2 separate regions of the Homo sapiens genome follow, and region 2 is linked to region 1. Evidence: read pairs that join two places in POLR2A ChIA-PET (ENCODE). Cell type or tissue: GM12878. All regions are shown on one strand. Links, peaks and the distances in the headings refer to the core of each region. The heading gives the core; the rest is flanking DNA.

Region 1 (15,450 bases), core at 4,393-12,392:
ACCCATCTTTTCTACCACACTGCTCGGGATGTAAAGCTATTGGAGAGGTACAGAGGGACAAATCTGTCAGCTTCAGGGGGACAGGTGAGCCACCCCAAAAGGCATGCTTCTGAGTGGTGCTGGTTCCTTGGTCTGGTCCCCTGAAACCACACTTTTGACTAAAACAGTCACTGGGGTTCCACTGAGCTAATTTGTTATTAGCTTTCTTATTTGTTTATTTGAAAATCTCCAAGACATATTGTCCAATGAACAGAGTAAGTCTGAGAATAATACATATATTATGATTCTGTTTCAGTGAAAAGCAATTCTTATGGGTGTATAACATGGGTATATATGTACAAGTATGTATAGACATATGTGTATATTTTACATACATAAGATATGTGTATGAATATGTGTCATACACACACACACACACACACATACACACACACACACACACACAGAGTCAGCTCTCTCTGTCCATGGATTCCAAATCTGTAGATTCAACCGGGAATTGAAAAATATGTTATTTTAAAAATTGTGTCTATATTGAACATGTACAGACTTCTTTCCCTTGTCATTATTCCCTCAACAATACACAGTAGAACAACTGTGTACATAGCATTTACATTGTACTAGGTATTATAAGTAATTTAGTGATGATTTAAGGTATACAGGAGGATGTATGTAGGTTAAATGCAAATACTATCCCACTTTGAATCAGGGACTTGAGAATCTGTGGATTTTGATATCTGTGGGGATCCTGGAACCAATCCCCCTTGGTGTCTGATATCACAGATATCAAAACCCACATATATAACAAGTGTGTTATATATGCATAATAAGTTTGGAAGGATACACACCAAACTGTTAATAGTGACTACTTCCAAGGAGACAAGTGAAATTAGAAGTTAGGAATAAAAACAGGCTTTTACTTTTTTAGGCTATGCTTCTGCATTATTTAAATATTTTCAATGAGCATTATTTGGTATCATTAAAATATTTTTAAAAGATATTTTAAATAATATTTTTATTTTAATATCTTTCATGTTTTATGTAATATTTTTATTTTAAAATATTTTTAAAATAATATATTAAAGATTTTTTATTAGCTACTAGAGTGTGTTAGATATTCTTTGATTTCACTTTGTGAAGATAAAAATAATTTACTAAAAAGGAATGATCCTGTCCTATACAATAACTATATTTTCATATTTATAATGATATTCATAGCATAATGCAAATAACGTATGGTACATTTCCAGTGAGTTTTTGTTTTCTCATTCCTTTATGTCAAGAAATTGGTGAATTTCTTGGTATCCAAGATCTAAACCAAAATATATGACCAAAAGAAATGGAGAAATGGTAACAACAGGGCTTGAAATGGCCGATTCTGATGTGGAGGTGCCCTCTTTAGAATGCCAGCTAAACTGTTGGTCTACCAGATTTTGAATGGTTGATTAGATGCTAGCAGCATCTGCAGGATCGCTTAACCTAAGTGTTAAATAACACACAATATCGCACCCTATTTGCTCAAGTATTTCAAATTGCAGGCATTAATACAATTAGCAGTTCTTACAGAGAATTCTTAATTTCTTGATTTGTGGTTAATCAAAGTCAATCTTTTAAGTGTAGTCGTAATCACCTATATTTTAAATCACCTGTGTTTTATTCCATTCTAACTATGGAATGATAGCATGTATTGAATGCTTATGCTAAGCTCTGTGGCAAGCATTTTATGTACATTAACGCACTAAATCTGTGCAACAACCCTAAGATGTGTACCATTATTATCTAGTCAACAATGAGAGACTGCAAGTAACTTGTTCAAATTCACACAGCTTGTACCGTCAGAGCCAAGATTACAATTCAGGCATTTGGGCATTAAGTGCAGTTTTTTTATTGCACTGTAAAGGGAGCACACTCTTATCCATGAAGTCATACTGCCCTCACTGGCTGTGAAATACTGTGTTCTTCATTTACTCTTGCCGGAATTTGCAAATTGTCTGCAACCTGCTACTTTGTAAGGGCTCCTCCCTTGATGTGCAGTAAGTTCTGCTTCCTCAGTGTGCTCTCCCCTCTGCAGAGCTGATGTTTAATAGACCTGGCTCTTTGCAAGAAAGAAAACAAAGTCCCCAAGGAGCCATATTTATTGCCTCTAGGATCCTTCCTACCTTGCCCCTTCAAAGAACACTGCGGCTGTTGTCGACCCCAGCGTCTGCTGTTGAAGCTGCACACCCACTCTGTGCATGAAGCTGGAACTGGACTCTGTTTTTTTGTTTGTTTGTTTGTTTTTCAAGACAGGATCTTGGTCTATCACTGGACTGGAGTGCAGTGGCATGATCACAGCTCACTGCAGCCTCCACCTCCTAGGCTCAAGTGATCCTCCCACCTCAGCCTCCCCAATAGCTAAAATTCCAGGTGCATGCTGCCATGCCTGGCTAATTTTTATTTTTTTTGTGTGGAGACAGGGTGTCTCTGTGTTGCCTAGGTTGGTCTTGAACTCCTGGGCTCAAGTGATCCTCCCACCTCGGTCTCCCAAAGTGTTGGGAGTGCACGTGAGCCACTACAGCTTGTCTTGGACTCCGCTTCTTGTATATGGTCATTCAAGATGTCCTGTCATTGAAAAGAAAGGGAATGATGATTGAAATATCGGTCCCTCACTTAAGGATGGCAGGACTGACGACCAGCAGATCTGTCCTAATTGTTGTTGCTGTGTTCAGTTTATGAACTTTCACTGCACTTACACCTAGATATTGCTTGGAATGGTTAATTGGCTTCTTAGGCCCTGGAATTTGGAAAAAAAAAAGAGAGAGAGAGAGAGAAGATTCAGACATCATGCTTTTTGCTTTGCCATCTGGTATAATTCTTAAAGGCATTTTTAGGTCCCCAATATGGGTAGTGTTGCTGTTTGTTCCTTTCCAATGCTGATTGGCTCAGGCACACAGGTTCTGGGCTTTTGATTATGAAATTGATCAAGGCTGGATGAGGCAGATTTCTGGCACCTTTGAGTCAGTGGTTGTAGGCAGAGACACCATATACATTTGCGTAGGTTGTACACTGCACAGCTCTAGGTTGTCCTGGTCCTGGGGAACGCAGGTGCCAATATGGGGGTAACACACAAGTCCTGAGGTCCCCACCCATGCACATTCCACTCCCCAATATTTTCCTTCCTTTGCCATAAATTGAATCTCTGTCTAAAACTTCTCTTCTAGGCATACTTCCTGACCACTAGCAATCTGGTGCTTATCACCAACATGTGACAACAGTAGTCTTGTAGCTGTGTGTGTATTTTAAACGGCTGCAAAAGTATTTCACTATGTGGCTGTACCATAATTTATTTGTAAGTTCTCTATTGGTGAGCACTGAGGTAATTTGCAATCTTTTGCAATGAAAGATGCTGAAATTAAAACTTGAATATGTGTGTACACCTGTCTGCAAATACCTCCAGGAAAAATTCCTCCAGATGGAATTTCCTAAGACATATCTCCCTGGACTCACATGTCTTTCTGGTTGCCTCTAGCACTCTTCCTGTTTTCAACCCTGTCCTCCTAGTTCAGCCTTCATGACCTCTTGCTGAAATAATTGCCATAGCCTCCTGAGTGGAGCCATCTGCCTACGCTTCCCTTTAGAATCCATCCTTAACATGGTTTCTAGCTCTCACCGCTCAGACTGTGTTACACCTGTGCTCTAAAACCCCCAAGGGTTCATAATTGCTACCTGAGCTGGTATGAACTCCCCATACCCTCTCCCAGCATCCAAGGCCATCCCATATATGGTTCCGCCCCACCTTTGATGACTCATTTGCTTGATTTCCCCCACGTGTTCCCTGTGCTTCAGCAGCACCAGAAGGTTCCTGAGTCCCCAAGCTTGCCTTGCCTCCTGTTTCTTTGGGTGCCTTAGAGCTCACTCCCTACTTGGAAGTGTCCTTCTCTCTCCTGGGTCCTCCCTCATCTCTGCCTGTGTACCCTCATGCTACAACCCCGCCATGTTTTCTAGATTCTCCCACTCCCACTCCCCAACCTAGACTCCTTCCACCTCCCACTGTCCTCATATCCTGCTTTAGGTGATAATTTCATTTCATGTACCCTTGCAGACCACCTGTGCCAGAGAGAGCTGGCAGCACACATCCTCTGAAGTGGCTAGCACGGAATGTCTTGCACATTTTAGGAGGTTTTTTAAAAGGATTTATTAGATAAGATCTTCGCAGTTGACAAATTCTCTTACCCAAAATTGGCATAATCCTTTAGCTTGGGGAGAAGAGATCACACACATGAAACTATTATGGAAGTAGGGAATTTCCCAATATATTTAGTCAAGAGCACAGAAGCTCATTGGCAGTGAGGTGCCAGGCAGGGTAGGAGCAGGAGCAGCCCCTATAATCTGCCTTTTGTGGGCGGGGCAGGGTCACAGATGCCTGTCACACAGCCTGCATCGAGCAGGGCCTGCTGGATTAAAAAGCTGACTTCTGGCCAGCTACAGCAAGCAAAGACTTGCAACACCATATGGGAAGAATTGACCCAACAATCCATGTGCTTTCATTAAAGGGATGTTTACAGACATCCTGGTTCTTGACTCAAGTTCATTGTCACAGAATGACGTTCTCATGGAGGAAGTGGGAAAGGGGTGGAGTTGAGGGGTGAGTGTAGAAAGCTGGACGAAATCAGGGGACCCTGAACAAAATCTCTCGTGTTACTTTTCAGTTACTCAGAAAGCCTCTCTCTCTACAAATCCCTACAAGGTTGAGACACACAGGCACTCTCAACCTTGAAGTATCTGATTTTACAACTTCAAACTCAGGCTTCTCACAATACTCTATACTCCCTCTCTTAGAGTGAGTACCTCTTATCTAGTTCAAAGTCTCATTCATTCTCTTATTTGACAGACTCCAGTTGTGTTTTTCTTGCCTTTAAGGAGCTCACTGACTAATGGCAGATGCCAGTTCTAGGGTTCTATTGAGTGAGAGTGGAAGGAGAACTAAGGTATCAAACTTTTGCTATTCAGCCCCACTCTGCCCTATGCTTACTTCGTATTCTCCCTCACTGTGGAGTTCAAACATTTAAAATCTGAGTGGCTGTTATCCTCAGCATGCACTGTATACTCTGCACCTTACTCCCGGAATCCTTTCATCTTTAGCTCTCCTTATCACAGGCAGTGGTAGTTTGGTATCATCCTCTGCCAGATTAAACATGTATATTTATTTAATATTCTCTCTGTTGTTGAAAATAACAATACGAATGTTGCATAATAACAACAAAGTTCTTTATCATCTTCATTTGATCTGCTGTCATCTGTGAGGTCTCCAGAGCATACTCTGTGCCTTTCATGTTCGAGGACACTGCCGAGAAATAAAACTGAGACTCGAATCCAGATCCTGTGACTGTGAATCCTAGTACAGTATTCCAACATATAGCCTTAGTTTAGGAACACTCACTTTTTCTATTCATGGTAAACGTGTGGCCTCCACTCACTGATAAGGTGAGATTACCATCGAGCATGCAGTATACGAAAGTCTACAATGCATTGTTTGTCATGCTCACTTACAGAGCAGACTGATTGTTCCACAGTCACCTGTTCAACCCCACTTGGTAGTGGTTAACCCAGAGAAGCAACTGCCTCTCATCTGGAACCTGAAATGCATCCCATGCATTCTCCTGATTCACCAAGTTCATTGGCAGTGTAAATACAAGCAAATCCTGTTGCCAACTGAGGGTGTAATGTCATCAGAATGTGAAGGATGACCTGAGTTTTTTAAGGATACACAATTAAATGTGCACTGATTTTGTTATATCCTATTTTGGCATTTTCTCCTTTTCTGTTTTCTCCTTGGAATTGGTTTGCACAGTATTAACAGATTAAAAATTATTTATGGGTGTGTGTGTGTGTGTGTGTGTGTGTGTGTTTCAGTCATGGGCATCTTCTTTCGAGTCTTATTAGGCATGGAAAAACCTAAGCTTGGTTTAAAACACTTCTTCCCTTCCTGTGAAGTTTTAGGCTAACTTAAAATGGGATGTGTTATATAAGGAAGGCACCTGACACTAGCGGTGGGGGTGCCTAGGAGAAGGAGCACCCCCCTTGGTTTGTGATAGACTGGCAGCGTTTCCTCTGGTATGTGCCAGAGCGGCAGAGCCAGTTTTAAAAAGAGGATTTATAGGAAATCCAGCTGTGAGTTTTCGTTTTTTTCTCTTAGAGCTGGAGGCGGGGCCAAAACCAACCTCAAACCAGGCACACCATTGATCAGGCTAGAATGATGTGGACCAGTCTCACAGACAACAGCCAAGCACAGAGGAAATATTAGCTGGCAGAGATAACGAAGAGAAAACACTCGGTGACAGATGCACCATCTGTCAGTTTCTGAGGAGCAGTTTTCAAGAAAGCTGAAAATGAATTGAAGAAGAGAGGGGTTTTGTTTGAAAGGTACAGCACAGCCTAAGGACAATTTTAAACAAAGTAAGTTTGTGTTCCATAGAAAAAGAGGTCGTGGTGGTGGGAAAGACAACAGTTACTTCCTATGTAGATTGTGAGTTTTGTCATTGATATAAAAAGTTTTCTTTGTAGTGGACTTGATATTTACAACATTCTCTTAACAAGAACTTGATTTAAAATTAAAAAGCAGTGACTGTCATTTTGGCTACTCACTCTAGAAACATTTGCAAGTTACAGTTAGATTTATTTTACTTTTATTTAATCTCAGAGAGAATTGTTTTATCTCAGACTACAGATATAGATAAGGCCTTCCTTCCTTCCTTCCTTCTCTCTCTATTTATAACAATGGGCAAAATTATTTGTATCTTTCCTCAAAGGCAGTTTATTAAGAAAGCGACCCACCTTTCAGATTGACGAGGTTGGCAGTAAATGCTTTGTATTAGCATGCTTAATTCCATGGGCTACGTTACTTAAATAGCTATGAATATGACCTGGACTTCCTACGAGCCTTCCAAATAATGTTATTGGTGTTGACATCATTTTTAAAGGAAGCTGCTTCTGGATCTTCTGTAGTTTATCTTTCTCAGAAAGTCTGTTACCCTCTTTCAGAACATAAGCTACCATATGAAACAATCCTGCTATTTATGTTTAATACATTTTTCAACGGCTTCGTTTTCAAAGTTGGACTTGGGCTGTTGGTAATTGTATGTTACATCTAAGTGGTTTGCGTTCGATGTCATATGTCGCATGTTTTATTAGGCCAGGATTCGTCTAATTCCAAGGGGATCTAAAGCAGTGATTGAGAATGATAAGATTCTATGAGCGATAGCAGAAAGTTTTCAGGGGGCTCACAGGAGGTCCTTTATTGGAAAAAGTCAATTCTTTTACAATTTACACAGGCGGAAAGGGACTTATTTTGCATCTGCATTAGCAGGCTGTCTAGTCCAAACCAGAAGTGGAAGCGCTGGCTGTAAACTCGCCAAAGTAGAAACCACTCAGTGTTATGGCCCAATATGGATGTCAGAGCTCTGGAGCATGTGTGGGAAAATGGCCACAGGCCAACGTCTGGAATCATTTATCTTCCGGTAGAGCTGAGAGGAGAACTGTTTTATGCGTTTTGCAGAAATCCTTGCTGATTGATTTCATTTACATAGAGCTGGTGCAGAGACTGATGGTGAGGACAACTATAAATGGGAGAGAAATATTGATCTATTTCTGCTTTTCCTGACATCCTGGTCTCATTAGTGTTCTTAGCACCTTTGAATGAGATTATGCCGTTACTGACAACCATATGGTTTCTACGGGGTTCTTTCCACGCGTCTCATAAGAAATGACACATTTATGTCTTTTCTTATTGGGGAAATCAGAAACTGAAAGTTGAAGATTTTGTCGTACTGTCTTTTCATTAGCTTAGCCTGTTTCCTACAGTCTAAATGTGAAAAATGAGAGGAAGGAAATATCAGTAGACAGAGTTCTTTGTACACTCTGTGCAACCTATGTAGTCATTGAGAGATGTGCGTCTGATACTCTTTGTGAAATACTGGAACATACTGTTGTTGTGTAGATTCATATCTGCATGTGAAGGAATCATCTATGCCAACCAGTATGTTCTGCATGAGCTAAACTCACATGTGCTGACACATGCTGACATGTGACAAGGTAGCATCCGCACCTGTTTTTCTAATGTGTAAAAGAATTTTGCCAGCTTCTGACAGTACCCACGTCAGACCTTATGGAGACGATTTTAATTGATTTCAAGGACCGAGGTAACAGTCAGAAGCCTTGGATTTCAGATACTACCTTTATGCTGCCTAATTTTGTGACCTTGAGGAAGATGATTAACCTTTTGATGAATCTAATTCACTGCTTACAAATATAATGAATAATTATAGCCATTTTTGTCTCCCAGAGATATTTCAAATGTCAGTAAGACATTTATAATGCATCTTGTGCTATTAGCTTTTGGTACGTATGCCATTAATGAAATTGCCTCCACTCTCTTAGACAGAACTTCTGCATTACACTGAAAAAGCTAAAAACTTTAGCCTTTAAAGTTAAAACAAAATTAAAAACAAAATTCTATAATCTTATGTAGTAATACTTTTGTTTATAGGAGGCTGCTCTTGAAGGTATTTGCATCTATTTTTTTTCTCTTTGTAGAATAACTATTTGATTTTCTCATCAAGATTCTCAGCATTGTGTAAGACTAGTCATTTCCTCAAACAGGTTGAACTTTAAAAAATAGGGCTAAAATTGGTGTGATGCTGCTTTGATTTAGTATGGTTGAATATATGTAATTTTTAAACTTCCTAATGTAAAAAAAAATGGATAATAGTGCAGATTAAGGTACCTAATATTTTCTCACATTTTATAGATACATAGATATACCATACAAATAAATATATGCTAATCTTCATATATGCATATACCCACACACATCCACTTCATCTTTCAAAATAATCCAGTAAAACTGATAGCATAGCAGCATATAAGATATGAAAAGATAGGAGTGATTACTGTGTTTTCATTTTAAATCCTTTTCATTTTACATGATGAACATGATCACAGCTTAGTGTACTGCAAAGGACATCAGAAGCCAGACCTGCCAGTACAGAGAATCACCACGCACCCTGTTCTGTGAACACAGGTGTGTGGTGGCCCCTAGAATCTCGAAATATGGCAGCCTTGGGAGCCACGCCATTCAACTGTGCTCTTCCGCTGCATTGTGGGAATCAGAATGTGTGCCTTACTGTAGCACGAGGTGGTTGGGAGGCCCATATGACATAATGTGCATGAAAATGCTTTGAAAACTTTCAGGCCATTTAAAGTCACTAATTGAACTTCGACAACTTCTTTGCTGCTGGAATATTCCTTTCTTCCCTTTCTTAATAAATTCTGCCCGTCATTCAAAGGCTTCTCTTAGCTCTTTTTTGATCTCAAAGGTTTCTTTGGAGCCCCCAGAGGTCCCTCTCAGAAAGAGGAAGTGAGCGAATTTTGCCACCCGTGTCCCTCCTGCCCCACCCACCAGATGACTTCACTATTACACTCCATGTTTTCACACCTCCACGCTCTGCCCAGTTCTGTCCCTGTGCTCTGCTAAATGTTTTCTCTACCACTTGCCAACATCCTCCTCCTCCTCCAAAGCTACCTTAAGCATCACTTGCCTTTGAAACCTTCTCCACCACCATTCTTTCACAGAGCTAGAGCCTTCTTCATTCATGGTTCCAAACTTCTAATCAAGGTTTTATCTTATTCTACTTCATTCTTTATTTACACATCTTCCTTCCTCCCTAGGCTCCGCAAAGACAGGCCAGGTACCATGCTGCTTTGACTCCCTGGTGCTCGCTGTAGTTTCTTATGTCTGGTTGGTGTTCAAGTAATGTTTGTCAAGTGAATGAGAAAGTCAGTCTTTCCATACCACTTCTTTGTGGGGTCCTGTCATTACACACCTTCTGGGACAGAACCCTGGTACCCATTTTTGTGTCTGGAATAAATTGTCCCTTATGGCATAACAGCATATAGACTGTTGTCAGCTGGGAACCTGAGATTGCAACAATGCAAAACCCTACATCTAATCACCAGCAGATTAACTATTAACCTACTAGTCCTATCTGAATCCTACTAATCATAGTTAGGTAACTAAACATTAAAACTATCATCCATCTGTCTCTATTCTGAGAGAGCCTTGGCATATCTGTGACTAGCTGTGTTTTAAAAAGAAAATCTGACCATCTTTTTGAAAGGCAGTTTGGCAGCATTTATCAAGATCCTCTGATCCAGTAATTCTCCTAGGAAACTATCCTAACGAAATGGTTTCATAAAAATGTAGACAAAGCTTTCTGAACAAAGATGTTCAGCATGATATTATTTATAAATAATATGAAAAATGGCAAATAAGTGACCAGTATTACTTTTATAATCAAATAAAAATTCTTAAGAATCCAAAGGTTGCCTGACAGATTATGTACTAATTATGTTGACCATAAGGCCTCCATTTTTAGGTTCTTTACACAGAATCAAGGATATACTTGGAACAATCAAGTTGAGCAACTTCTTACCATGCTTCCAATTTTACTACTCTCCCTTCTGTTTAAATTTAGAAAATGTTGAAAATAAGGTAACCTTTGAGGCCAGAATTTGAAAATTCTTTGACAGAACAATAATCTGAGTATCAGAAGGGGCCTAGAAGGCCTGCCTCAACCATTTTCATTTAAAAATTGACTGCATGGAGAGCTGGAGATTCAAACTGGTTTAACTTTGCTCTTGAGCTGAGGTTTAAAACAGGTAAAAAGAAAATTTGAGTCTACTTGTTCAAATACTATGAAGAAAACTATGTAAATTGTGGAAGTTTTTTGGCAATCTCTCATTTAATCTCTTTTTACATGGAATAACTGGCAGAGGTAAAGCCATGTTATCATAGTAGATTCTGCATGTTACATTGGGATAAACCACAGGAATACCGGAAATAATCACTGACAAAAATAGGTTCATGTAGTCAGTTGAACACGGGATTTGATGGGGCCATGCCACTGAGATACATCATCCATCACCACATCTGTGCTCAGTGTGGGAGGGTTTCTGTTTCCAATTCTTGGAATAATACTTAAAGTGCATCCCCACTAATAATGCCACCCGCTGAAGCTCTCGGTACAGGGGCCAGAGCTAAGGATTGCTAGTGGGCAGGAACATTTCCATCTCATCCCAAAAGTGCAGAGAAGCACATTGCTTCTTTAAGCATATTTCTATTTTTTATTTTTTATTTTTTTATTTTTATTTTTATTTGTTTATTTATTTGTTTATTTTTATTTTTTATTTTTGAGATAGAATCTCACTCTGTCACCCAGGCTGGAGTGCAGTGGCACAATCTCGGCTCACTGCAAGCTCCGCCTCCTGGGTTCACGCCATTCTCCCGCCTCAGCCTCCCGAGTAGCTGGGACCACAGGCGCCTGCCACCATGCCCGGCTAATTTTTTGTATTTTTTTTTTTAGTAGAGACGGGTTTCACCGTGTTAGCCAGGATGGTCTCAATCTCCTGACCTCGTGATCTGCCCACCTTGGCCTCCCAAAGTGCTGGGATTACAGGCGTGAGCCACCATGCCCGGCCCTTTAAGCATGTTTCTAAATGGTCCTGTTCAGTTGTGTTCCATGTGCAACAACAGAGTAAGTGGGTGCAAGTCCTCTGCTTCAGAGAGTTCACTGTTTAAAAGGTGAAGGAGTGCCAACTTCCAAAGTGAATAGAAACACAATAATACATATATGGGTAAGTCCCCCAGTAGGGCAACAGCCAAGCACACATGCAATGTCGGTGGCAGCAGGTTAGGTGTGGAAGGAGCAGGGGAAAGTGGAGTCCTGAGAAATTCACTACAGGGAACTTAAGTGTTAATGACCGGAGAGTACCTTGAAGTGGTCTCGTTGTTGGTGACGCTTTGGAAGACTGAAGCAGACTTCAAGGGGCTGGCACGGTAGCTCCTGCCTTGCCAAGGGCTTCCACATACAGATGGTGGGTGGCACAGGGACGAATAGGTCATTTACCTGAGCTTGAGCTGAGCCAGGCTGGTTAGGGGAGCTAGATGTGAATGACAGAGCAAGCGGCTAGCTGAAGAAAGCTTCACTATCTTCCAGCCCCAGGAACCCTTAGGGGATGGCAGGGAAGGGCATGAGCTGTGTCAGCAGACCACAGGGCTAGAAGGCAGCGTGTTTGGTTACCTTCAGCCTCTGTGGGGCCTCCCCAAAGACCTGTTTATTCTGCACTCAGCAAAGGGCAAGAGGATCCTATCTGAATTTGTTGCTCATGGGCCCAGATTTCAAACATGCTCTACTGCCTCAGCAAAGATTATGCCATAAAAGCTACTTGGAATTATTGGTTCTCTACTCCCCAAAGGAAAACAATGATTTAGAACAGTGTCCTGAGAACCGCTGTTCTTCCCACATGTGCTTATTATACTGCATCCTGGACCATTGGTACTGGGCCCGGCCAATGACTGGCCATATATATACATTACGAGACATGCCTAAGGAGGAGAAACCCAGCAAGCAGATGAGATACAATTTCTCAAACTAACCATAAATTACTCCATGAAAAGAACCCTTATGTAACACTGAGGCATCCTGATTAGTGTTCTTTGGGCCTTGCAAGTACCTGAATGAAACCACAAAATAGTTAAACAACAATATTGGGAACTCAGTTTCAATAAAAGCTGTTTATTTTTAGCTGAGGATCAAACTCCAAAATAAGTGACCTCTCTGTGGCAGGCATTCTAGCAGAGCAGAAGTTATTTTTATCTTTAGAGTTTCTTGTAAAGTCTTCTGCTTCATGTTGGCTTAAACTATAGCTTTCTGTTTCTTTTCGGTTTTGCTGACATTCACTTATTTGGTGTTGGTGTATTACTTCTACAAAGGACCTAAATGCTTATCTCACTACAGTTCTCCTCCTCCAAAATGCACAGCTAGTGACATTGTATACTTAATGCCAACAAACATTTATTGAGCATCTACTGTGTGAAAGGAACTATGAAAAGGAGACATATAATGTCTTTTCAAGAATATTACAGTCACGTCTTGGGGACAGATATGGACACAATTCAAGAAAGAATGATTTTTGTTGTAATCAGGGGCTTAAGGCAATGTGCTATGGGGCACATATTTAAATCCAATTCAAAGAATGGAAAAGCTTTATGCATGATATGAAATGTGGCCTGGAAACATCAACAGATTTCAGTAGAAGGTAAAGTAGGAAACAGATGCTCAAGATCAAAGGATGTATGTTTAAAAACACAAAGACTTTAAGTGTGTAATGTGTTCAAAAATAGATGAGTGAACCTCAGCGTGACTATACCTTAGGATGTATGGAGAGATCACTGCATTGGGAAAGGCGATTGGAAAAGGAGATGGGGGCTAGAACTTTTTAAGGGTTTTAGATGCTATTTAATAAATCATATGTAGTTACTGACAAATTATGAGGAAGGTGGCGATTTTCAACTTGTAATTTAGGATGAATATTTTGGTAGAAAGTGCATTAGAGAAGATGCAGTAGCACCATTTATAGGTCCATTGCAATAACCCACCTGTCCATTTAAGTATATATTCATTAGATATCTACTGTGTGCTAGGCCCAATTTTAGACTATAGAGGCACAGGAATGAGCAAAATAGGAAAACAAAGTTTCCTGACTCGTGGGGCTCATGCTCTTGTGGAGAAGACAGAGAGTGAATAGCATAAATAAATGAACTATGTTTATTTTAGTGATAACTGATAAAGAGAAGGAATAAAACAGGGAAAGGGGGTATGGAGGTGAGGGAGAAGGGTTAATTTCTGTACATTTTGCAATATATATTCAAGGTAATTAAGGAAGGCCTCTTGGAGAAAGAACTTGAGGGAAGACCTGAAGGAAGGAGGCTTTAGGCAGGGTCTCTAAACATCTGGGGTAAGCCTGGGTCAAGCAGAGGAGACAGATAGGGCCAAGGCTCTGATGCTGGGTGAGCCTGGGATGCTCACAAGTTGACTAGTGAGTTGGGCAGTGTGGGCAGAAGAGGGAAAAGGAGAGAAACAAAGCATCCCTTAGTGACTGTGGGCTTGGTTAATAAAGAATAAGTCAAAGACAATTTAGATTTTTTTCCTGGATGGCTTAGGTTGACATATTTGGTGTTGAAACAGCTTTTCTTTTGTTTTGTTTTTTTGAGACGGAGTCTCACTCTGTGGCCCAGGCCGGAGTGCAGTGGCGTGATCTCGGCTCACTGCAACCTCCGCCTCCTGGGTTCAAGCAATTCTCCTGCCTCCCTCCTAAGTAGCTAGGACTACAGGTGTGTGCCACCATGCCCGGCTAATTTTTTGTGTTTTTAGTAGAGGCGGGGTTTTACCATGTTAGCCAGTGTGGTCTTGATCTCCTGACCTCATGATCCGCCCATCTCGGCCTCCTAAAGTGCTGGGATTGCAGGCGTGAGCCACCGCGCCCGGCCTGAAACAGCTTTTGTAAGATGGCCTTGGTGACCTCATCAAGGAAGAGGGGAAGTCAGCTAAGAATTAGCAGCCAGGGATTAGGACTGGGGATGGAAATTCAGTGGCAATGTTTTGGATTACCTCCTGGGAGGAACAGGAAAAGGATCTAACTACATACTAATGTAAGGACGGATGAGCAGGGTGTTGGTTCTACCATGGCTTGCTGATCCGTTAGGCAAGCATACATTAGCACTTACTGCGTCAGCAGCAGCACTGTGTCGAATGCTGGGCAGACCGAAGTGGAATTGGCTCGCTGACGGAGAGGAAAGAGAATATTTATAAAGTTTGTTCCTTCATCAGATCTGAGAGAATGAGATAGCGTAAATATTTAACTCTGACAATAAGCCCACTTGCGATACAAACAAGTTTTATTGGGCTGACGCTTAAGAGGTCTATTGAAAACACACACACACACACACACACACACACACAACTCTCTTCCTTTGTCTATAGAGATAACTCAATTCACACCAAATAGCTATATTCTTCAATAATTAACCCTGCCTAAATCTGTCTATAGAACTGAGTTTTCAACCAGTACGCTTACAGGGTGCCTCACATGGGATATGAGTGTGCCCTGAATTGGTAATAGGTGTGCTGAAAATATTGACCTCCTCAGTCTTGGGCTGGCTGAGCGGGACCTGGGGTGACCAAAGGCTTGAGCTTCCCATAGCCTAGTAGCTTATCCCAGCATGTAGTACAAACACAACGTGTGTGCCATGTGTGAAAAAGGCTGGGAAGCAGGCAGTGTGGCCACCCTATATTCATTTCCCCGGCACAGTGGCCCCAGCCTTTGTTGAATATACACTCATATCAGTAACAAAATCTTGAGCAGTACTCCCAATATATCTATCTTTATGTATTTTATAAGTTACATGCAGTTCTACTGTCATTAATATCTCAAGTCATAAAGGCCAAAGTCCATCAATAATTACGTAAATCTCTATTTCAAATAGTCTTCCAGACAATTTTACACTAGTTCAGTTGGCTTCTTTTCTGGTCTAAATCTGTGTTCATTATTGCTGCCTTGTAGAAGTGACTGTTAACA
Region 2 (16,069 bases), core at 4,036-12,035, 180 kb before region 1:
AGGGAAGAATTTACGCCACAGAATCAAGTAACAGTGCTGCTAAAGCCCTCTGCAGCAATAATATTCTAGGATATTATATCACGGAGCTTTTCCAAAAGGCAGTCATTTCACTCTTCTCTGAGTTCTTTCCAAAAAATCATAAGTATTGCAAATCTTTCTTTGGTATCCCATCAAGAGGCCTCTTCCATGTGGCAGGAAGGTGTTTCCTCTGAAGCAGGGCAAACTCTGAAGGCCACTGGCAGTCCCACTGAGAGATTGCTCGAGAGATCACAGCCCCATGCAGAGAAGAGTCATCAGTAATGATGTGGTGAGCACATTTTGACGCAAAGCTGACAACATATGGCCTCTGCTCCCCGGCTGATTTCCTGAGCTGTCCTAAGTGTCTTTACCAAAACACTCCTTCTTCCATCATTTGTGAAGCCCACCTAACGGTCATTTATAACTGATTCTGTCACGTCCATAATAAGCTGCCTAGATGTATTAAGATTCTTAAGAAATGTTTCCAAATTATGTGTTAAAGTAATATGTGGTGTGATTGTCTTGTATATCAGCCTTGTGTATACTGGGGACATTTATCTCACTAAAGCAACACTGCTCTTGCAACCTTGATTTACGGTAAATGTTCCTACTTGCAAAGCAAAACACCTTGAATCCGATTTTAAAACAAATTGCACACATTTCAATCAGCCATGATTTTGGTAAATGCAGTGAATGTTAAAAGACAGAACATATACCACATGATCTGCTTATTTTGAAGGGTTTCGTCTTGCTGATTGTCAATATCGTTGGCTCTGCTTTTCACTACCTAGAGCACACAATCACAATGTTAAACCTGATCTAAATTGTTTTCCATTTCTTAAGATGCAGTCACTTGTTTTAAAATAAAATGAAGTTTTGTATTCTTGGTGAATTTTCTTAACAATAATTAATGATGTTTTCTTGTTATATTTTTGTGATAACCCAGACTCTGATGTTTTCTAGTCAATAAGAAGGGAAAATCCTTTCTGTGACACACATACTTTAAGAAGCAACCAGCTGAATTGTTACCAGAATTCAAGTGCTGCCTGATAAAATCAGTATGTCCTGTTAAAGAAAGACAGAAGTAGGAACCAGTCCATGAAACTGCACCTGAAAATATGATATATAAACTTATCTAGAGGAGAAAAGGGACACAGAGATTTTTAACGATGCATCTAGAGTAGTTCTCCTTCTGGCCCAGTGTGCAAAATGTAAAGAACTCTTGCATCTTAATGACGGATAGGGTTTTCTAGCCACTAGTATGATATTCACCAGAGATAAAGCCTGCATTATTCTCTAAAGGAGCTAGAATGGGAGCTCGCTCTCTTCCTGGACCAGGAATAACAACTCTCTCTTCATACTTGACCATAGCATTCCTGACACAAAGTGTGTGTCCTGAGTTATATTTCCAATAGTGATGTTAGATTTGCATTCATTTATTTTTGCCCTCTTATTTCTTCTTTGTAACAAATGATACAAATTTATGAAGAGGTTGGAGCTCCCAGTGCCCTCTGTCATTCTCAAGTAGAGTAAAGCTTGCGCTGCAAAACAAGATAGAGCTGGTGCTCTTGGAATTCCTAGTAACTTGTTCTAACAAAGTCAGGTGTTCCAGGGAGCTGGGTAGCAAAACTCAAGTTCTATTAAAACACCAGGTTGATGGTAAACATATCCTAAGGCAATTGACCCATGTCACTCTTGGGCAAAGCAACATAAAAGCCAGAGAACAGTCTTTGGTTCAGATTTCAGAACTGAAGTTAATCTCAACAATTCTAGCTTTTATAAAATTATCAAAGATGAGAATACTTTTTTCTTATATTTATTAATAGCTTGCATACCTTTGCTCATAAAGTAAGTACTAAAGACATACTTTTAATTGAATTTTCTGGGTGTTTTACCTTTTCCAGACCCTAGCATCTTTTCTTCTAATCTAGATTCCACAGGCACCAATGACGGTATGAAATTTTGCTGCTGAAAATGGCCTCCATATCTCTATTTTATCCTTGCACGAAAGAAGGGTGGATCATTCTCATTTCTGTTTCTTCAACTGATATTTTAAAATAAGATGAGAAAATAAGTCAGACTTCTAGCAGTGTAGCTTTAAAAACCCTTTGAATTACTTCCAGACTTGTGAAGATACTGAGGTCAAAATTACAGGATATTCTTGCTTCCTAAGCATAATTACAGATTACCTTACACTCAAACATAATAAACGAAGATAAATGAGATGAAATTAATGTAGTAAATTCATTTTAATTGCAATTGGCATAATTATTAGATTATATGACCATGTAATATAAATTTAATGGAAGTAAACTTTTAAATTTTATTTATGCACTTAGAAGTAATTAAATGTGAATGAACAATGTGACTATAAGAATAATTAATTTCTCATGTGAATTAATTAAGGGTGTTTTTAAAATGTTCTCTGTAGTTTACGATAGAAAAAAGATTGTAAACCCATATTATTACAGTATAGCAGGCAAATAAATAGCTGAAAATGGTAGATGATGGAGAGGATGCAGTGAGAAGCAATTTGCACCTGGCCTGGCCCAGCTCACTCCCTCGCTCCTCCACCAGAAGGTTTCTCTGCTTTCCTCCACCACAGTTCCTCCCACCATAGCTCTCTCAAATGATGGGAGAAAGGACCCTTTCCCTCCTCAAACTGTTCAATTAGTGGGTTCATTCTTCCTTACATACCAGTTTCACATACCTTATGTACTGGGTGTTGTCTTAGGAGGACCACTAACCTCAAGAGGCTGGGTGCGGTGGCTCAAGCCTGTAATCCCAGCACTTTGGGAGGCCAAGGCAGGCAGATCACCTGAGGTCAGGAGGTCGAGACCAGACTGGCCAACATGGTGAAATCCCATCTCTACTAAAAATACAAAAAAATTAGCCAGACGTGGTGGTTGGCACCTATAATCCCAGCTACTTGGGAGGCTGAGGCAGGAGAATCGCTTGAACCTGGGAGGCAGAGGTTGCAGTGAGCCAAGGTTGCACCATAGCACTCCAGCCTGGGCAACAAGAACGAAACTTCATCTCAAAAAAAAAAAAAAAAAAGAAGGACCCCTAACCTCAAGGACTGAAGGATTGATGAGGCAAAGATGTAAAGAGTCAGCGAGGTACTAGGAGCTCAGGACACTGAAGTCACAAGGCACCGGCAGCAACACTGACACAATGCTCAATGCCTCCCATATAAGGCTACTGAGATTAGGTTTGATCTTAGAGTCTGGGACAGATCTCAGCCTGCTAATCTGAGTAACGTTGGTGTGGCTGCCAGGCTGCTAGACAGAGAACCAAGTAGGTAATTTCAGGTCCATAGGCTTGTGCAAGTCAGAGGATAGGGCGTGTCTACAAAGGGGAATTAGCAATGCAGGGCAGCAGCTTACTGACTTCCAAATGGATGACAACATTCTAGAAGAGATGTGACTTAGCTGAACTCTGAAGCCAGATTCCTCCTTTGTGGGTATGTACTCAGCTTGGGCCCCAACTTCTATAGGCTTTGAGCAACAATCCCAGCAGCTAAAGAGCTCCTCCAAATCCACACAGAGCTGCCTCTGCAGGGTGTGGCCCTGCGGTTAGACCTGTGCGTGACTGCACTGCCCTGGCCCTTTAACTTTGCCCATCCACTAAGATATTATGCCTCTGCTGGTGGATAAAGGCAAGCACAAACTGGCCTCTTCTAGGCAGTCACTCTTGATCTCTGGCTACTTGCTCTAAACCTGGTCGTTTTTGCTCAGTTTTCCTTTAGTTCTCAGAACCTCAGTCTTGATGTCTGTTTTCAGTTCCTACTGTTCACCAAGCCATTAGATTTGTCTGGGGCTTGGTGGACCACAGCTTTCAACTCCTGTTGGCTCTGCTCGCCTCCTAATTTTAACGCCTCTGGTGGTTGGGGAAGAGAAACTCTATGTTGCAGTCCCCACCTTATAGAAAGGCACCATTGAACTCTAGCTCCCCTCATACCCTTCACTTTTGTCCTTTTCCCCTTCCCAGCTTCTTAGCCCAGGACACTCATGTGCTTACAGAGGAAAGACCACCATATGGCCGATGCATCTGAAAGCAATAATTTAACTGAGGCATAGCCCAAGAATGACCCTGTGGTCTAAGGAGAGTGTGTGTTTGGAGTCCCAAGCTAAAGAATCTGGGAGCGGCCAATCTGGAGTTTCACTCCTTGTCCATGAAGGACATCTGGACCCCAGTCCCATCCTTTGAAACACAGGCTATACAGGGGATAGAGGCCCTTGGTGCTGGGTTAAATGGAGGTTGCTAGGTGGAAGGTGCTAAGTGAAAATGTTATACTAACATCAGGCTTTTTACCATCAGTAGCGGTACTCCTGTCCAGCCTGCTGCCACTGCACTGTCCCTGTCTGTAAATTCCCCAATAAACCTTATATCTCGTTCACTCTCTCCAGATCTCTTCTTCAACCTCTTGGACTCATGCCATCCCTATTGGAGTGAATAGGGGTCCAGCATAACAACCACTTAAACACAGACTGGGCAGTACAGGGGAGTGCATCCTTGACTGTGGACTCCTTGAGACAAGTCACCACGGTTTTTTGTTTTGTTTTGAATCCCCAGCACTTAGCACAGGGCCAGCAAACATGGGCACAGACTAGAATGTTTCTGTTCATTATAACCCCATGATAAAGCACAACCACTTTAGTCAGTTTCACCTGAGATTCCCTACTATTGAGATGAAAACATTACGCACAGCTGGTCTCAGTGGCGCACTTCTGTAATCCCAGCAACTTAGGAGCTGAAGTGGGAGGATTGCATGAGGCCAGAAGTTCAAGACCAGCATGGGCAATATAGCACAATCCAATCTCTAAAACTAAAAATAAATTAGCTAGGCATAGTGATGCATACCTCTAGTCCTAGCTACTGGAGAGGCTGAAGTGGGAGTATCACTTGAGCCCAGGAGTTCAAGGCTGCAGTGAGCTATAGTTGCACTACTGCACTTCATCCTGGGCAACAGAAACCCCATCTCTAAAGAAAGAAAATTAGGTGACATGTCCCTCCACCTGTCAACCCAACCAAACCAAGATATTAGCAGGCCTATGCAGAATTGGCAAAGAAGGTTGTAAAAATCCCTGTCTGTTCTCAGCCCATCAGCCACCTCGAAATTTTAAAAAAGTTTAAATTAAGGTAGAAGAGTGAGGAGGGCAGGTCTGTTCTTGGTGGAGCAGTCAATATGCTGGGCTTTCTCTCACCCCAAGTCAGATAAGGGGCCCCCAGGATTCCAGTGCCACAAGAGAACCAGAGAACTTGGCGTATATTTTCTGGACTTTGGAGGGCCCAGGAAATGGTGACTTCTGGAAACATAAAGGCAAAAAGGCTCTGCCTTGGTCTACCTGCCATGATGAGAGAACAGAAAGAGACACTAGGAGGAAACCCCTCCTACTAATGGCAGTGGGCACACGTCCCTTAGTTCCAGGCTGCACGTCGACCCCCCCAGAGGAGGTCACCTTGAGAATTGCCTGTTGGGACCTGGATGGGGGAGGCCACCACACACCCAGGGCTGAGAAAGAACCCCAGCAATGTGCCCTCCTGGAGAAGAATCAGCCTTGGGAATTTACCATACCTGGAGGGTGACCATATGGAGCTCATGTGACCCGCTAGCTCAGCATGTAAGACATTTTCTCTTCCTGGAGCCCCTGAGGAAGGCAGGGTGATTTAACAAGAGCAGGGTAGGGGAGAAAGGGGAAACTGAAGAGCAAGAAAACCTTGAATCTTGGATCCAATTTGAAGCTTTTTATAATTACAGTGGACTGGATATTTCAATTATGAAAATGAGGTTGTCCTTAGGACCAAATGTGACCAGGTTACTTTTAATTAGCTATGTGAATCAAAGAACCATGGCACTTGGGTTTTCATCCAGGGTGAGGAACAAATGGTTCACAGGGAGGGTTTCAAGACAAAATGTTGAAAAAGAGAGTGAAGCTGCTTTGTGTTTGCATGCAGTTGAATTCAGCTGATATCAACATACCTGATGAATAAATAATGAATTGATGAGCAAATGAATAAACGCAAGCAAGGAAATAATTGCAAATTTAGTATTATTACTCTTATTACTCAATTTGACTCACACATTAGGCTTAAGTTTAAGCTTTTTAAATTTTATTTTTATTTAATTTTAATTTTTTTTTTTTTGTTTTTTTTTTTTTGAGACAGAGTCTTGCTCTGCTGCCCAGGCTGGAGTGCAGTGGCACAATCTCGGCTCACTGCAACCCGGACTCAAGTGATTCTCCTGCCTCAGCCTCCCAAGTAGCTGGGACTACAGGCATGCACCACCACGCCCAGCTAATTTTTGTAGTTTTAGTAGAGACAGGGTTTCACCACGTTGGCAAGGCTGGTCACAAACTCCTGACCTCAGGTGATCCGCCCTCCTCGGTCTCCCAAAGTGCTGAGATTACAGGCGTGAGCCACCGCGCCCAGCCAAGTTAAGCTTTTAGAATCTAGTTATCTGGTTTACCCTTCTCATTCCCCTTTATCTCTGCTCTTAAACAGGTAAAAATGCTGGTCATTTTTTTTTTTTTTTTTTTTTTTTACCATTCTGGGCAAATACTCTTTTACTCAGTTACCAGTTCCTCTGGCTTCTGCTTTCCTATTTTTCTGATCAATTTTACTTTTTTCCTGTGCTCACAGTTTAGGACAGCTGTACCAAATAGGCACTTTGCCTTTTTTTCATTTTGAAAACTTTCTTACTTTGACACTCTATGGATGCATCTAAGAGCAATTTCCCTTTCTGTTTTCTACATATATATATATATATATATATATATATATATATATATATTCCGAACCTTTCTTCCAAACCAAAAATCTGGATTTCCAAGGTGTGTTGAAACTATTATCAACCCAGACATGCATATATATATATATATATATTCCGAACCTTTCTTCCAAACTAAAAATCTGGATTTCCAAGGTGTGTTGAAACTATTATCAATCCAGACATGCATGTGTATATATATATATTCCGAACCTTTCTTCCAAACTAAAAATCTGGATTTCCAAGGTGTGTTGAAACTATTATCAACCCAGACATGATTCAGGAAAAAGATTATGTATATTCTTTGGAGTCTCTTTCTATTCTCTGCCATCATTTTGGTTCCATATGTAGGTCATCTGCTCTCTGCTAGTTTACCACCCATGCTCTTCCCATGGAGCCCTGGGCACATTTAACTAAGTCCCTCCTTGCTCAGCATGCAGTCTTTTTTGAGGGTAGAGGTGGGTGGAGTAAGGATTAAGGAGATGGGCAGGATATGAGTACCACAGTGGATGAAGAGATCAAAGAGTTTGAGGACTACATTTCTGTAGAACACGGTGGGTGTCATTAACTAAACCATTAGAGTAGTTTCAATACTCTGTACTTTGAGTCCTTATTCTACAATTCAAATTAGTATATTCTATTTTTATGCTAATTCACTGTTGTACTACTCTACTTCCAGGATTATTTACTTTTGTGCTACAGTACATAACTGCTACATTTTAAAGTTCATTGCAGCTTATTAATATTAAATGACGTGATTCAAAAGCATTTGCTTTCTCGGGCCAGTGGACACAGAGTACTCTTAAGATGCATTAAAATATGGATTGGTCAGTGTTTAACAAACCCTACTGAGTGGTTTCTGTGATTTAACAGTCAGCTTCCCGGACTCTTAGCTTGGCTGGCAACATGACAGTGCTTTAACCATTGATTTAGAAACTGAAGAGAAGGATTTCCGTTCAACAGCCACCAAGTAATAAACAGCAGGGTTAAAGCTAAAGGAAGAAGCTACCTAGTTGTTATTATTGGTTGTTAGATTCAAAGCAATGTCACTGTTCCTTTTATCTGAGTACAGCCTGTGATCAGACCTCATTGTACAAGACACTGTCCTTAAGCCTTAGTTATCTTTGCTGTAGAGCTGGGCTAGCCAACCAAGTTGCTCTCCCAGGGATAATTTATCTTGCAGGTGACACATTAAATAGAACCACGCAATCAAAGTTTGAATTCTAGCCTTCTGTTGTCTTGGTTGGTCAGGCTAAATTAATAATCGAACCTGGTGCCCTTGAACGAGCTCCCTGCTGTATACATTTAGCTGGCCAAACCACTTCCCCTCCCCCGACACTCCACCTCCTCATGGATGAAAACTTCTGGTAGAAAAACAAACTCACGAAGGAGAAAAGTACCAGGTGCATGAGACATGCAGATGACTAGAAAGGGAATGTGCAGCTTCGTGTTCGTGTTTCTTTTTTTTTTTTTTTTTTTTTTTTTTTTGAGACAGTCTCACTCCGTTTCTCAGACTGGAGTGTAATGGCACAATTTCAGCTCACTGCAACCTGTGCCTCCCAGGTTCAAGCAATTCTTCTGCCTCAGCCTCCCAAGTAGCTGGGATTACAGGTGCATGCCACCATGCCCTGCCAATTTTTTTCTTTTTTTTTTGTATTTTTAGTAGAGATGGGGTTTTGCCACGTTGGCCAGCCTGGTCTCAAACTTCTGATCTTAGGTGATCCACCTGCCTTGGCCTCCCAAAGTGCTGGGATTACAGGTGTGAGCCACTGCACCCAGCCACAGCTTTGTATTTCAAATCAAACACTGACTGTGTGCCAGTTACACTGGTCCCTGCAGAAGCCATTGCCAGACCTTTTTTTTTGACACAGGGTCTCACATTGTTGCCCAGGTGGGAGTTCACTGCAGCCTCGACCTTTTAGCCTCAAGCGATTCTCCTGCCTGGGACTCCCAAAGTGCTGGGATTACAGACATGAGCCACTGTGGCCAGCCTTACTGCCAGATTCTTCTCCGTGTGTAGTATTCCGTGGTAAACTCAGCCTCAAAGGAAGCATACGCTACCCATGTGGCATGTCTGTGAGACAAAGAAAGGGAAATAGTGGGAGAAACATGAAATGTCTTATGAGGGAATCTAAATAAATTTTGAAAGTTTGATTTCCAATATTTCATTTTTCAATTTATAATGGAAGCTCTAACTAGATGTTACCCACCATCCCAGACCAGCCCAGACCCACTAGGCCAAAAATATTTAAAGTATGTAAATGCCAATTATGTTGCGTATATAAATAAAGTACTGCCTGGAAGCTAGATATCATGGAATGATACTAAAGGCAGTTAAGTTTACGTTGTTCACTAATTATAATAGTAATAGCTAATATTTATTTAGCTATCAACAGAATAGCTAAATCATAGGAATACCATTTTTCTATAATGCTTATCGGTGGAAGAGCATTTATTTCTTATCAGTGTTACCAATGTAATCATGTTCTTCTGTAATTTCAAACATAAGATAGCCTATTTGTTACCAATGGAATCGCATTTTTCTGTAATTTCAAATGAGGCCTAGGCTATAGCCAATATATGTAGAGTCACAATTTCTACTCTCTTAAATTATGGCCTTTTAGAGTTCTTGAATCCATGTTTATTTGTTTACTTAACATTTGTGTGCTGGATGCTACAATGCAATATCGAGCAGAATCAGGGTCCCTCCCTTCATAGATTTCAGAGCCTACTGAAAGGACCAACAGTAAACAAATAACCACATAAATAAACTTACAATTACAGATGATATCAATGCTAAGTAGGAAGAGATACATGGCATCCCGAGAGTTGATATCAGCGATCTGCCCAGTGTGGGGAGGGTCTAGGAGAAGTGGCATTTCAGCTGAGGACAGTGGAGAGTAGGAGTTACCTGTGGGGAGGGGACAGGGCACAGCACCGCAAAAGCCCTGGATGCCAGGGAGATTCGGCACAACTTCTATAACTGGATTGACTTAACTTGAAATGTAATTTGCTCGAAAGAAATTAAAATTAAAATTCAGGGCAAGTGACCTGAAGTTACCCAACAGAACACAGAACATCAGATAATTCCACTAAGAACATTCAATTCTGCATGACTCAGTGCCTGCAAGGTATGCCATGCTTCGTTTATGATGGCAGCGTAGCCTGGTCTCCTGGTCTATGCGTTTGCGCTAGGAGCCAAGAAGATCTTCAGCTTATGGAGTTCATGTGACCATCCCATCCTTTGTGGCCATGGACAAGTCAGTTCCGTCTCTGTAGGAAACTTAAAGGACAAGCCCTAGAGGGGGCAGGTGTGGGAAATTATTGGATGGTATTTTGACTTTGATGTATCATTATGCAAAACCATATCGAGGAATGAATTATTCATATTCCAAGAAATAATATTGAAAACACTTGAAAGTAATTAAAGAAGCAGATCCTTAATATATAATCAAGGAATTTTTTATGTTTTAATTTATTTTTAGTTTTATTTTTTTATTTTTGAGAGGGAGTCTCACTCTGTCACCCAGGCTGGAGTGCAGTGGCACAATCTCAGCTCACTGCAACCTCCGCCTCCTGGGTTCAAGCGATTCTCCTGCCTCAGGCTCCTGGGTAGCTGAGATTACAGGCGCCTGCCACCACGCCTGGCTAATTTTTGTGTTTCAGTAGAGAGGGGGGTTTCATCATGTTGGTCAGGCTGGTCTCGAACTCCTGACCTCAAATGGTCAGCCCACCTCGGCCTCCCAAAGTGCTGAGATTACAGGCATGAGCTACCGTGCCCAGCCAAGGAATTATAATTTCTAAAATTCTATGAGCATTTTCTTCTGAATGCTTTTCTGAATATGTAATGTATGTGCCCATATGTATATAGCCTCTCCTGGGTCACACCCTTATTGCCTATTAGCATAAGTCAACTGTGAAGCGTTTAATAGGCGTTTTGTAGGGGGTAGGGAGCAAAAAAATTCAATGGTTAAATAAATTTAATGAAGATTGGAGTAAGCAAATAGATTTTCTTACTGCCAAAGTGGTCAAAGTGTTTAATATTTTTATATTAGTCTAAATTGTAAAATTCTGATAAGGTAATATAATATTTGGCATCTACTAAATTTATTTTCTCAGAGGACATTTGTTCCCTCAAATATACATTCCTCAGAACATAGCATTCCTATATACTCGTAGAGGTGATCTAAAATTAGAAAAAAGTCAGTCAGTGATATTTTTGCTTCTAGAATTTGTTCCTACCTCATTGCCTTTGTGATTATGTCTACAATTCTGGGCCAGGCCTGTAAGACCATTCACTGTCTGGACTCAATCCAATTCTGTCTGCCATGCCATGCTGTGCCACCCTTGCCCCTGCACTTTATGCTCCAGACACACTGACCTTCTCCTTCTCCCTCACCTTGAACACACCCCCCTTCCCCACCTGAACCTGGCACGGGTACCCTCTGGTTGGAAAGGCCTAGCCTGCTCTACACCTCTCTGCCTGAGCCCCACTTTGGCTTGTCAATTGCCTGTTTGTTCTTCAAGGTCTAGTTCAAATAGCTTCTCTGGGAACTTTGTTCTTTCTTCTCTGACAGCATTGACACCATTGTATTCTCTTGCATCTGTTTACCAGATCCTCTCCTGCCTCCCCCTTTGACTAATTTCTTGCTTCAGGGCCAGGGCAGAGACAGTTCCCTCGTTTGCATGCAGTCTTACCTAAGAAAGCACACAGAGGAAAGGTCTATACCAACTGGATGAACTTGAATTTGTGTGTGGGGGGGGTGGGGGGTGGGGGTGTGTGTGTGTGACGGTAGGGGTATTCTCCACCTTTTTTTTTTTTTTTTTTGAGACAGAATCCCGCTCAGTTGCCCAGGCTGGAGTGCAGTGGTGCAGTCTCAGCTCACTGTAACCTCTGATTCCAGGGCTCAAGCCATTCTCCTGCCTCAGCCTCCCAAGTAGCTGGGACTACAGGCGCCCGCCACCATGCCTGGCTAATTTTTGTATTTTTAGTAGAGACGGGGTTTCACCATGTTGGCCAGATTGGTCTTGAATTCACCACGTTGGTAAGGCTAGTCTTGAACTCCTCACCTCAGGTGATCCGCCCACCTCAGCTTCCCAAAATGCTGGGATTACAGGCATGAGCCACCGCGCCTGGCCTCCACATTTTAAGTAAAATAAATAAGTCAAACTATAAAACATCTGTCTGATAAGTAACTCTTCTCTGTCTTGCATGCATTTATTTTATCGCAAGAGTATTAAAATTATGTGTTTTTATGAGTCATGTCTGAGAACATTGTCCTTGAGTGCAGGGACCTTATCATATTCATTTTTCATCCTTAGCACTTAGCATAGATCTTGGCATTTAGTAAATGTCCAATAAATGATGCTCAAATTAAATGGAATCAAATCTTGCTCAGCTCTTTGCTGCCTTGTCACAGTAAAGTGACTAAGCAAGCATGTGAACCCTGGGATCAGAATGCCAGGTGTGAATCCCAGCTGGTCACCTGCTGTGTGACCTTGGGGAAGTTACTGAACTGTTTTGTTCTCTGTTTCCTTATCTGTAAAAGAGGATGTGAATATTGTCCACCTCCTGGGCCTGTTGTGAAGATTAAACTTATCTATATTTACATCCATTTCTACATCAGTATTATCTATTTATTTTAATTATACAAAGTGTCTTTCTCATGCCTTCCCAGTGAGAGAACAGGCAATTAAATGTTGTGATATACAAACAGAAAACCTCCTACCCTTCTAAGTCCTATTAAATGTCAAATCAGAGATGGGGTCATGTCAATAAAGGAGCTACCAGAACAAACATGAAAGTATAATTTACATTATGCATTATAATCCTTCCAATTAAAACCCCCATTGTAAAGAGATCTGATTTCTAACCTTTTAAATATTGTTATATGGCTTTTATGAAAAATTCTGCAAATGTCAGGAAAAAATACTATAGGGTGTATTTTTAATGTGGACTATTTTACAAGGTGCTTTCAAACATATGATAGGATATCTTAGTCTAATTGTCATAAGAGCTCTCTAAGGAAAATCAGATCCAGTTTTATAGTCCATTTGAGCTGATGGTACAAAAAAGTGACAGTTAAGATCAAGTACACTACATGTCAGATCACGTTTCTTGTTTTTTTATTTTGAGATAGGGTATTATTCTGTTGCCCAGGCTGGAGTGCAGTGGCGTGATCTCAGCTCACCACAGCCTCGACTTCCCAGGCTCAAGAGATCCTCTCACCTCAGCCTCCCTGGTAGCTGGGACCACAGGCAAATGCCATCACACCTGGCTAATTTTTGTATTTTTGGTAGAGACGGGGCTCCACCATGTTGCCCAGGCTGATCTCGAACTCCTGGGCTCAAGCTATCTGCCTGCCTCAGCCTCCCAAAGTCCTAGGATTACAAGTGTGAGCCACCACGCCCAGCCTATGTTTCTTTTTTTCTTTTTTTTTTTTTTGTTTTTTTGAGTCAGAGTCTCACTCTGTCACCCAGGCTAGAGTGCAGTGGTGCCATCTCAGCTCACTGCAACCTCTGCCTCCTGGGTTCAAGCAATTCTCCTGCCTCAGCCTCCCAAGTAGCTGGGACTACAGGCGCCCGCCACCACACTCGGCTGATTTTTTGTATTTTTAGTAGAGACGGGGTTTCACCATATTGGCCAGGCTGGTCTCGAACTCCTGACCTCGTGATCCGCCCGCCTCGGCCTCTCAAAGTGCTGGGATTACAGGCGTGAGCCACTGCGCCCGACCACGCCTGGCCTATGTTTCTAATAAGAAGTGCAGGTTTTCAGAGAATGGAATTATTCCTGAGAACCACAGCAAGTCAAGGTGTAGTGGAGGAGATGGGGCTCCAGGTGGGCCTTGGAAGGTAAGACTAATGCAGGTGGGAAGAGGAGAAAGGGCATGAGGACAGGGAGAGCAAAGGTGCAGAGGGTGGAAAGCATTTGGTATGTTTGGGGTGACAGCTCCCTGTGTGGCACAGTGGACGTTCAGCCTGGCCTTGGGAGTGGAGTCTCAGCTGGTCTCAGTAGGGAGTGGGGGTGCTGAAATGCCAGGGCTTCAGGGCTTGCTTGCTTTGCCAGTTTTAAGTTTAACCACCCACTTCCCTGAGAACACCACTGGCTAACTTGCTGCATGAATTACAAGTATGATAACCAAGGAAACTCTGGAGACCCCCCTTTAAAATAAACTTGGCTCAATTGCTTCACTGGACAAATAGTAACTAATACCAGCATTGTCCCAGGGCTGTAAAAGTAGCCATCCAGCCACTAAGAAATTACCCAACATTCCTACCAGAATTGTATTGGCTATTGTGAATGGCTTTAATAACAGGACCTTGTTCATTTGGTTTTTAGATAGGTTATTACTGATTTACCCATTCAATCAATTCCTGTTTTCCTCTGCTGGGTGTAAAAACTGCTCCCAGCCCCAACCTCTGGGTTTAGGACAAGGGAAAAACAAAAAAGGACTACATTATAACCCAGAAGGTGATCACACACCTTCCTGCTCTAAGTGTAGGCTTTTCTATTGTGATATGGATTATCCAGGAATATTATATCATCTTCCCTAAAAGCATTAAAAATAGGATGCATTCTCATCCTCTGTAAGTGGAGCTTGCGTGGTTGTGTGTGTGTGTGTGTCCTGGGGGAGATGAGAGTATAAGCGGGGGTGGGGGAGAATAATTTAAATGCTCTGCTAAGATTTCATTTAGTCCCATGAGTCTACGATAACATTTTTCTGTCATCATGCAAAGATCAATAGAATTAATAAGAATAACAGTTGTAGTACCGACAATTCTGGATAGATAAAAGACCTTTGACCTTCCAGAGAAAATCCAGTATTTTTTCCATTCAGTATCATTAAAGTCACACACATACCTCTTATTACTTTCAGTATTTTTCCCAGATGTCTCTTCACATTCAAAAGAAGACACAAAGTAAAATTAAATGTTTTTTTTACCAGAACGTGGCTCTTGTTTGCTGCTTCAGATTTTTAAAGCACACAGGCATTATCTATAACCCATCCTCAGGGTAATCCTGTGAGGAAAAATATGTACTCATTATTGATGGAAAAGGAGATGCTTATAGCTTTTGCTTAATTTTGTTCCAAGCCTCTAGGAGCAATAACAACAAAATGATTGTTTTTACTAACAATAGAAAAAAATTGCATAAAATACATAAAACTATCTTAGAATAAATCGGACACCTTAAGAGTCTCAGTAAGTTTTTCTTATGTGCTGAATACCATGTAGCATCTTATTGACCAACCCCCAAGTACATGTTCATTCCTTCCCAAAGCCAACCCTCCTTTTCCCCACAGTGGCCCCAGGCCTGTCTTCTAGAACTCTCAGCAGCATTTGATATTGTTACTTGGAAGGCCCTTGACCTCCCTGCTTCCTTGGCTGTCATAGAGCAGTGTCCTGGTGCTTCTTTCACCTCCCTAACTTCTCCTTCTCAGGCTTACTGGCTCCTCATTCTGTCCCCTAAGCCTAGGCACTGCCCAAGGTCTCTTCTTTCTTTGGTCTCTGTCAGGGAGATATCTCACCCAATCCCAAAGCTTCATCCTTCCATAAAAATCCGTATCTATATCTAAATTGTCAGCTTCCTCCCTTTGAAATTCTAATCCTTTTTTTTTTTTAAAGATGGGGTCTGGCTATGTTGGTCAGGATAGAGTGTGGTGGGTATTCACAGGTTCAATCACAGCTCACTACAGCCATGAACTTCCAGGCTCAAGTGATCCTCAGCCTCCTGATTAGCTGGGACTATTAGGTGCCTGGCTAATCCTTCATTCTTGATTCTGTGCTTGACACTGCCCCAGCTGTAATTCTTGCACCTTCAACCTGCTGCCTTCCCATTTCCTCCTCCACCCCACTTCTAGAATGCGTAAGTACCCACTAAGTCATAAACTACAGGAGGACAAGGCTTTTTGTTGTTGTCATTTTTATTTAAACTTAGGTATCCTCAGCACTTTAGAACAGTACCTGGCATATAATTGACATTTGCAAAATACTGAATGAATGAATGAATGACTATCACTTCATCTCTACCCACTACAAACCAGCCTAACTCATCTTTATGTCCTGTTTGTCACCTGTGCTTAAAGCTAGGGTGTAGCTTTACACATTAAGCTTACATTAAGTAATATGGTCAAAACCATATTAAGTAATATGGTTTAAGTAATATGGTCAAACCATACTTAAGTAATATGGTCAAACCATATTTCTTTTCTATTACTTAAGTATGGTTTGACCATATTACTTAATATTAAGTACATTAAGTAATGTGGTCAAAACCAGTAA

What was found. ChIA-PET counts read pairs that join two places held together with the same protein. Peaks named below come from ENCODE experiments on the same cell type or tissue, not always from the same donor. Only the 100,000 strongest peaks of a DNase experiment are listed, where the experiment ranks them.
Region 2: POLR2A ChIA-PET joins it to region 1 with 7 read pairs; 2 of 35 experiments call an interaction of 5 or more read pairs at or near these places.

Annotation. Positions count from the first base shown.
Region 1 is chr13:33,196,801-33,212,250 of GRCh38, reverse strand. All of the region lies in intron 1 of STARD13 (StAR related lipid transfer domain containing 13), which reads left to right. Among named protein-coding and RNA genes, the nearest start is that of STARD13-AS, 73 kb to the left of the region's middle. RefSeq lists a silencer at 9,497-9,586 and enhancers at 11,938-11,987, 12,338-12,407. In GM12878, for the core only: no CTCF peak of the experiment used is centred there; DNase peaks (open chromatin) are centred at 7,959 and 9,376; H3K4me3 peaks cover 4,606 bases; H3K27ac peaks cover 7,498 bases.
Region 2 is chr13:33,375,961-33,392,029 of GRCh38, reverse strand. It overlaps a transcript of STARD13 not described here. Among named protein-coding and RNA genes, the nearest start is that of LINC02344, 49 kb to the right of the region's middle. RefSeq lists an enhancer at 3,842-3,921. In GM12878, for the core only: no CTCF peak of the experiment used is centred there; no DNase peak of the experiment used is centred there.